Linked DNA regions of Homo sapiens: region 1 is linked to region 2. Evidence: read pairs that join two places in POLR2A ChIA-PET (ENCODE). Cell type or tissue: OCI-LY7. All regions are shown on one strand. Each heading gives the region's core, and the rest is flanking DNA. Links, peaks and the distances in the headings are about the cores only. Region 1 overlaps NAA30 (N-alpha-acetyltransferase 30, NatC catalytic subunit). Region 2 has its middle 30 kb from the start of CCDC198.

Region 1 (4,403 bases), core at 305-4,304, 63 kb before region 2:
GGCTGGTCTTGAACTCTTGGCCTCAAGTGATCCACCTGCCTTGGCTTCCCAAAGTGCTGGGATTACAGGCGTGAACCACTGCGCCCAGCCTAAGAGTTTTTAAATAAAATTTGTCTGTCTGCTCTTAAAATCAGATTTGGCAAATTTTTTCCCTTTTAATATACCAATTATATTTGACCCTAAACTAGGATACATTTTGCTAGACATGTACAGACACACCACTGACATCATTGGGAGTGCCAGACTTGCCAGACTTCATCGTGCTCACTGTAAAGTTTATAGGAACCTACTGTGGGTAACAGCAGTTCTGATGAGGTTGTCTTGTCCCTTGTGTCCAGGGGAGTTTGAAGGATCTTTGGTGAGATCAGCTTGGGTTATGCAGTAAGTTCTGGCCAACTCACGGGGAGTTCCTGCGTTGTTCTGGCCATACCATATCTTGTCTTTTTCTCTTTCGCTTTCCTACTGCTTTCAAACACAATAGAACAAACTCCTGCTTGTGGCAAATAATTATGTCTGAGAAAAAGGAGTATATTGGGAGATAGGTCTTTCAAGAGGAAACATACTGTTATGTATAGGTTCTGTTGGCTTCTCTTAGCTTATAGCTAAAATTTTTCCCATTTAATTTGAGGTAATCCGTGTATCTGGATTCAAGATAGAAACTAGCATTTGACATTTCTGTGCTTACGAATATTATAATTTAGGTTATCTTTAAGAAATACATTTTTCCTTCATTAATACTCAGATCTATATTCTAGGTACTAACTTGGTTAAGAAAGCTATATATGCCATGGTTGAGGGAGACTGTGATGAGGTAAGTCTTTAAAAATGTTTAATATTTTTTATCTGGGCATTATTCTTTCTGGGTATTTTTAATAAATATTTTATAATTTATTGCAGATTTCATTGCAGTGTTACTATACAAATGCAGCTTGTGGGGAAAATTATATTCCATTTAAAAACACATGAATTTTTGACCTAGAACAAATTTTAAAATGGAGCTAAAATTTCTTCAAAATGTGTGGGGGGAATCTTAGACATTTTCAGTACACAATTTTGGTATTCAGAGGCTTTATCATCAGTTATTTAAGGTAGCTCTTATTACAGACTCTGTTATAATTTGCTTACATATTGGCCTTAGTTTCTGACAATGGGAAACTGTCAGTCTATATGGAGGACATTTCACACTTGAAAATAATCTTTTCAGAATTAAATAATGACAATGTTGGCTAGGGGGAAGACAACCACTTTTAAAGAGTAGAGCTATCTGCGCATTAACATAAGAGCATTTTCTCTCTTCAGCTTGTTTGTAAGGTCTGATGGCAGATATTTCTTTGTATCCTACTGCACGGTGTTTCTACATATAGTAGGTGCATGATAAATATTGGTGATGATTGGGAATGTTAACATTTACTGTTGCACAGTGTGGAAGGGAACAAGTATAAACTAGAGAAGTATAGATGTCTTTAACATAGCAGTGGTGACTAAGGAGGAGCAAAGTTGTACTAGTACTTTTATGAGTAATAGAAGTAGCAATTGTCTTTATTATTAGAGGTCAGATGTGCCTTAGAGAATTCTCAAAATATGTGAAATTGGGTAAGTTTTTTTAAAAGGTTGACCTTAATAAATAATTTGTTTAGTGACTTAAAAGAAATGGAGTGTTTTGGTACAAAATTTATACACAGTCAGCATATATGATATATGTATGCATGTGTTTTTGTTAACAAAGTCCCTTCTACCATTCTCATGCTTTTCAACTCTTTATCCATCTTTCCATTGATAGCTACTGTTTTTTGTTGTTGTTTGTTGTTGTGGGGTTTTTTTTTGTTTTTTTTTTGTTTTTGTAGAGATGGGAGTCTTGCTATGTTGTCCAGCTGGAGACCACTCCAGCTCCTGGCCTCAGGTGATCCTTCCACCTCAGCCTCTCAAGTGTTGTGATTACAGGCATGAGCCGTTGCTCCTGGCCTGTTGCTACTGTTAACTGTTTGAAATGCTTTCTCTCATTTTTTAAACACACCTATGTGCAAATATATAGTTTTTAAAAATACAAATGAAGTAATTCTTATTCAATAATTATTAGCAATAATAATTGCTTTTTTCTTTTAACAATATCTCATGAATGCATTTCCGTGTTAGAATACAGAGATTTACTGCTGAGCATTCTCAGGCTCCTTGTTCACATTAGGCTCTATTCTGACAGATCCATTCTAAGTGGTGGTTATATGAGAAGGCCTACAGACATAGTGGGTGGCACAGTGAAGTCATCCTGGGATTTAAAAATATCTAATTTTACTCCAAAGAAATAATTCACAGGTGTTGAAGGATCTCACATTGTTCACAGCTTTTAATATTATAATGCAAAAGGTGCAGTCGCCAAAGCTTTACATGACTGGTAACTGAAATTTCGAGGAGAGAATTGGATCAGATATGTTCATGAGTATAGGTCCATGTTTGGACCATAGCCACACTGCTTGTCAGCTCATCGAGAAAAGTCAGGTTTCACAAAAGTTGCTTAACAGCTTGGAGAAATCTTCGGGATAATAGATCATGTTTTGATCTTCTGCAGATCCAGTGAACAGGGGTGTTAAGAGCAGAGAGTATTATGTTCCCTATGATTAAACCTTTTCTGAGTTATCCTACTTGCTATCCTAAGTTACTACTTGTGAGGCAGGCTATGTGCTTTTGTTTAACTGTTCAAAGGTTTGGATAGTGTTGGCTTTTCATGTAAAGATGTCAGGAATGATATGAAGATTTTTATTGTTTTGGTCTCAAGGTTAAATTCTAAATTAATGATATATTTTATGGTAGAAAAACTTCATTTCCAGCCTAAAAAGCTAATGCTGATTCATTCATTTTTTCTTTTGAAACAATGAATGTTACTTAATCTTTAGGCTGACATCAGGGATAGCTTTGTGAACTTTCTCCTTTTGTATGATTATGGTTTTGCAGTTTGTGAATACCTCTGTCTCTGGATTAGATAACTTTGTCTTGGTATAAAAATTTTGCTTATCTGTGTCCAGTGTTATTCAGATCGAATAATTTGCCATACGAACTCTTGTTTACTCTTTAGAAGATATGGTAGCTATTTGGTTTTCCTTTGCTTGTTAAAATACTTTAGTCTTTAAGACCCAATTCAAATACCAACAACTCCTTTAAGTTTTTCTTGATCCTTCTGGACAGAATCCATTTCACTTTTCTGTTATTTTTGCTACTCTTTTTGTAATTATTGCACTTAATTTCACTTGTTCAGTGCCTTAGCACAATGTAGGACAGAGATGCCTTCTCTTGTTTGTTGCTGTATTCTTAGTGCTTAGTGTGACATTTGTGATAGAGTACCTGCTTTGTAAATATTTTTTGAATGATCAGTTCTGTGCTTCCAGCATGATGTTTGTAATCCCTCTCTCTCTTGTTTAAGTACTTTTAAATTTTGACTTGTATTGTTATTAACTTGTCTTTCTCTCTGAACTTTCTGTGTGCTTTCTAAAAACACCAATTGTCTTATTTTTGTTCATAGTAGGATTTTTTTTAAAAAAAGGCATCTTTAGGGTTAACCAAGTTGTTAAAATGCCTTTGAAATGATAAATCTCCAAAAATACAGCGATTAATGAAAAGGCAAATAAACATGTGCTTTCACTTTCATTAATTTAGACCAACCTTCCTTTCTTTTAAAGGGTTTAGAAATTTTGACAAATTATCTGAAAATCTGTGAAAGACATTTCAGAAGGGTTTTAAATTAGATTTTCTACTACTTAGGTTATTCTGCTATTTTTAAAATTCTTACAAAGAGAGAGATTTTAAAATCTGTGAACCTTTTAATAGAGGTACATTTGGCCAGGCACTGTGGCTCACGCCTGTAATCCCAGCACTTTGGGAGTCCAAGGCTGGCGGATCACTTGAGGTCAGGAGTTGGAGATCAGCCTGGCCGACATGGTGAAACCCCGTCTCTACTAAAAATACGAAAATTAGCTGGGCGTGGTGCCACACGCCTATAGTCCCAGCTACTCGGGAGGCTGAGGCAGGAGAATCGCTTGAACCCGAGAGGTGGAAGTTGCAGTGAGCCAAGATTGCACCGCTGCTTTCCAGCCTGGGAGACAGAGTGAGACTCTCATAAAGAAAGAGATACATTTGGAAATCTCCGTGAAACCTTACTGTGCTCCGTGGCCGGAAAAAAAAAAAAAAAAAGATACATTGGAAATCTCTGTGAAACCTTACTGTGCACATCAAACAATTTTTACTTTCTATTCTGTATACAGAATTTGTGACCTTGAGTCATGTTTATATTGTTCTTTGTTGTTACTAGTCATTTTAAGCTCAGAGTATTCAGCCAGTTATTAGTAATCACAGAATTGAAAGGTAGATGTTTTTCTCCAAATAATGCTGCACTGTTCCTAGTCTAATTGATGTTT
Region 2 (4,403 bases), core at 137-4,136:
GAGGAGCTTATCCTGATTCAGTAAGTTAGGTTTAGAGGACCATGCTGGAGCCATTGATTGGTTGCCGCCCATGCTATGAGTATAGTTAAATATTTTGACTATCGCTCCTGCCCTTAGGAATATTTGTTGATCTAACAGCAGAAAAGCTTCTGTCTCTGACTGCAAGCTGGACAGAAACATATGTTTTCGAGTGTCTTCTTTAAGAAAAAGTGTAGGCCAGGCATGATGACTCATGCTTGTAGTCCCAGCACTTTGGAAGGCTGAGGCAGGAGGATTGCTTGAGCCCAGGGGTTCAAGACTAGCTTGGGCAACATAGGGAGACCCTCATGTCTACCAAAAAAGAAAAAAAGGAAAAAAGAATAAAAATTCTGAATATAAAATTGGAACTGAAAGCAATATTTATTATGAGAAAAAAGTTTTGTTTATAAATTTTACAAAGTTGACAAATACCACAAATGTCACAGAAAACAGAAATACAATATAGTATTTCTATTAATTAACTGCCCGATGTACCACAGACTGACTAGCTTTTGGCATTGCATATTTAGAACTTCATCTCCCCTCCACTACTTCCATACTTCCAGTGCCAGGTGCTGCAGGGTACGTTCATATTGCAACACAATCCCTGGTCTCACATCTCTGGATGAGTCAGTGGGCAGCTGAGGTGTGCCTCCAAGCCATTCCTTCATCACAATGGTTACAGATAACAACTACACATGGAAGGGACTGGGAATCACGTAATATATCCCACTATACCCCAACTGAGTATAGCCCCAATTGGACTTCCCTTTGGCCAGATTCTGAGAGCTGCTGGTACTTTTCACATACTACCCAAGGGGAAGGAAGTGTGACAGAGGGGAAATTGGAGGGGAAAACATGATAGCCTTTATAAACCAAAATTTTTTATTTTTACTAGACTTTTTTTGGAGTAGTTTTGGTTTTATAGAAAATTTGAGACAAAGGTACAGAGATTTCCCAAATATCCCTGCCCCCACGTATGTACAGCCTCCCCTGTTACCAACATCTCCCACCAGAGTGGCATATTGGTTACAACTGATGAGCCTATGTTGACACGCAATGCTCACCCAAAGTCCATAGTTTACATGAGGGCTCACTCTTGGTGTTGTGCGTTCTATGGGTTTTTGACAAATGTATAATGACATGTATCCACCATTGTAGTATCTTACAGAGTAGTTTCATTGCCCTAAAAATCCTCTGTGTTCCACCTATTCAACTCTTTCTCTCCCCTAATCCCTGGCAACCACTGATTTTTTTTTTTTTTTTTTTTTTTTTTTTTTTTGAGACAGAGTCTTGCTCTGTCACCCAGGTTGGAGTGCAGTGGCGTGATCCCAGCTCACTGCAAGCTCCGCCTCCCGGGTTCACGCGATTCTCCTGCCTCAGCCTCCAGAGTAGCTGGCACTACAGGTGCCCACCACCACGCCTGGCTAATTTTTTTGTATTTTTAGTAGAGACAGGGTTTCCCCGTGTTAGCTGGGATGGTCTCCATCTCCTGACCTCATGATCCACCTACCTTGGCCTCCCAAAGTGCTGGGATTACAGGCATGAGCCACCGCGCTGGCCACTTTTGCACATTTTACAAAAACATGTAACCAAGTTGTAGTAAGCTCTTGGCGCCCCCATCGTATCCCCACAGGCCTTAATTTGGCTTGGCTTTTACCAGCATCTGTATCTGTGAGCCTGAGAACTTCTCTCCACAGATAGACCTGAGGATACATGGCATTTAAGAAGTACCAGATAATTAATTCTTCTTCCCTCATGCTCTGGCAGCCATCAACCAATGACTGACTAAAGGTGGTGTATCAGACCCCAGCATACTTCTTCTATAGATGAGATAACTTTGAGGCACAGAATTCCCCAGCAGGATTAAGCCTGGTACCCAGAATAGTAACTTCCTTGATTATGCCCCTTGATTGGCAGCTTTCCCTGTCTCACTTTACTCCTCTACTGGTATTTCGTGGCATCAGCTCCAACATAAACTGCTTGCATTTCATCCTTGTCTGCTCCTGGAGAACTGTAATGAAAACTCATGTAAATGATTTGCTAGTGCTCCTCCCAGGGCAGAGGACTGTGTGCACGAGGGGCCTTGAAGCTGAAGCTTCCTGAGCTTCATGGTACGTTGCCTCCACCTGTTTGCTACTTCAGGAGGGCAACATCTGTGGACTACAGCACAGTAATAATGGCAGCAAGACATGTTTTGGTAGAGAGTGCCTGAGATAGGCCCCTCATCTCCCTGCCCCATAGGTTATGGAGAATATTTAAGAAGTTTCCAAGGCTTCCAAAGCAGAGTAGGGGGAGGGGAGCTGAGAATTGAGAGCCATGGGGATTTCTTAGCACAGCATGAGGCATGGACAGCCTACCTTAGGGACTGTATAGAAGATATAGTTGATTATTTAAGGATGAGTCACACCCTCTAGACTGAGGTGGTGACCATCTCAGCAGGAGAAAACCACTGGGCTTCTTCCTGAGCAATCATTACACAAGGCTAGTGCTGAGAGTATGGTGGGAAGTGACACCAGCCAGGGAGGTTGGGGTAGATGCTCAGGAGAGAAAGGCCGATGCCCAAGATCATCAAGATGGGTATCGTTCAGTCGAGGCCAGTTTGGACAAAGGATGGCACCAATGAGCTATTCCCCACATGCCCCCAGGATAGCACCATAATCAAGGCCTGTGTGTCTTCCCCCAGCCATGGACCCTGGCTGGGGAGGAAAAAGGGAGAGTGGGAGAGAATCCTGAGGGTGCACTTCAAGCCAGGAGTGACAAAAGTACCCTGGATTGGTAAGAGCACAGTTTTCAATAGTAATGGAAAGGGGAGCTTGAGACTTGGAGTTACAGAGAAAGGATATTCCAAGATAGTGTACCCTGAGACATCTCCCTTGTGATCGGTGAACTCACTATTTACCCTTGAGCATTTGTCTTTGCACAGTGTTCTGTTGGATAAATTCCGAGAAATGGTTTGCAAAAGCTGTTGATTTTAAAATATAGTTCTTTTATCCAACACCCATTTAATTCCATTATTAAATCAAAAAATGTTTCAGTTGATTCCCTTGGGTAGTCCAGCCATATAATTACTTCCCCTGCTAATTGTGATGCATTTATTTTCATGGTTCCGTAGTTGTGTACTTCTGGCTTTTGTTCTGTCTTGTTGAACTGATTAGACTTCTAGAACCACTCTCACACACAAAATCTTATTTTATTCCTAATTTCAATGGTAATAACATTGTTTGGTAACTAGTGTGTATTGAGCAGTTATTATGTGTCAGGCATTGTTCTAAGCACTTTATGTGTATTATCTTATTTCATTGCCACAACACACTGTTAGGTTGGCATTATCCTTTTCCCCATTTTACAGTGAGGATGCTGGCCAGACAGGTGAAATAATTACCTAAGAGAGGGATTGGCCAAGCTGGGCTGTGACTTCTGGCTCCAGAGCCTGGTGGGTCTTACTTCTAGCCAGTTGTGTCAGTAAATGCTTAATATCAGCTTTCTGAAAAAAGCCCTGATCTGCAACATTCACTAATTTTTCTGGTGTAAATGTTCCCACCATGGCCGGCATGGCATCACTGAACACAGATTGGGAAGAGATCCTCATGGTTCCTTTTGAGAGCTGGTGCTGGCCACTCATGCCGATTCCAGCACACCACAGCCTCTGCTGTTGTGTCATGAGGCAAGGAGGTGGCTGCTGCTTAAGATATCTATTAGTTGAAGTTGTTTGATTTTAAGAAGCAGAAATCGGTTGGAGCTGGCCCAAGCAGAAAGCACAATTTATGATAGGGATACAGTCTCAGAATGAAGGGCAGGGGGCAGCAGGGCCTTGGGAAGGACTGGGAATGAGGAACAGATGTACTGTCAGGCCTCAGTGGGTCTCTCTGGTTCTTTGCTACAGGTCAGCATTCTCTGCATCTCTGGCCTACAGGGCAGAGCACTGCCACCCATTGCTCCTGAGCTTCCTCGCTGAGCTTCCTGCCACCAGCAGAAACCAAGGCCCTCTCTGATTGCTCAGTGGGTCCAGGGTCAGCCCCAGGTCAGCTAGCTATGGCCATGTGACTTTAGTGGGTCTGTTTGCCTTTGTTCATGATTATATTGGAGATATCAGTCTAGACCACAAGTATTCCTTTCTGACTCTAAAACTGTATTACACTTCAAACCCATTGTCATACCATGCTCCTCTGGGCTTCTCACATCTGGGCCCTGACCAGCTTTCTGACATCATCCCTGTTTGTCTCTCCTTTGGTCGCTCTGTCATTCTGGCCTTCTTGTTGGCTCTTGAACCTTATAAGCTCATTCTTGTCTCAGGACCTTTGCACCTGCTCTTCTGGTGTTTGTAAAGCCTGTTCCATGGATCTTCTCATGGTTCACACCTTCCCTTCATTCATGGTTTTTCC

Evidence for each region. Peaks named below come from ENCODE experiments on the same cell type or tissue, not always from the same donor. Only the 100,000 strongest peaks of a DNase experiment are listed, where the experiment ranks them.
Region 1: POLR2A ChIA-PET joins it to region 2 with 5 read pairs; 4 of 35 experiments call an interaction of 5 or more read pairs at or near these places.

What each region holds. Positions count from the first base shown.
Region 1 is chr14:57,399,073-57,403,475 of GRCh38, forward strand. NAA30 (N-alpha-acetyltransferase 30, NatC catalytic subunit) reads left to right here. Exons shown (of 5, transcript NM_001011713.3): 4 at 756-811. Among named protein-coding and RNA genes, the nearest start is that of NAA30, 11 kb to the left of the region's middle. In OCI-LY7, for the core only: no CTCF peak of the experiment used is centred there; no DNase peak of the experiment used is centred there.
Region 2 is chr14:57,462,113-57,466,515 of GRCh38, forward strand. No RefSeq gene overlaps it. Among named protein-coding and RNA genes, the nearest start is that of CCDC198, 30 kb to the right of the region's middle. In OCI-LY7, for the core only: no CTCF peak of the experiment used is centred there; a DNase peak (open chromatin) is centred at 2,139; H3K4me3 peaks cover 1,331 bases; H3K27ac peaks cover 2,422 bases.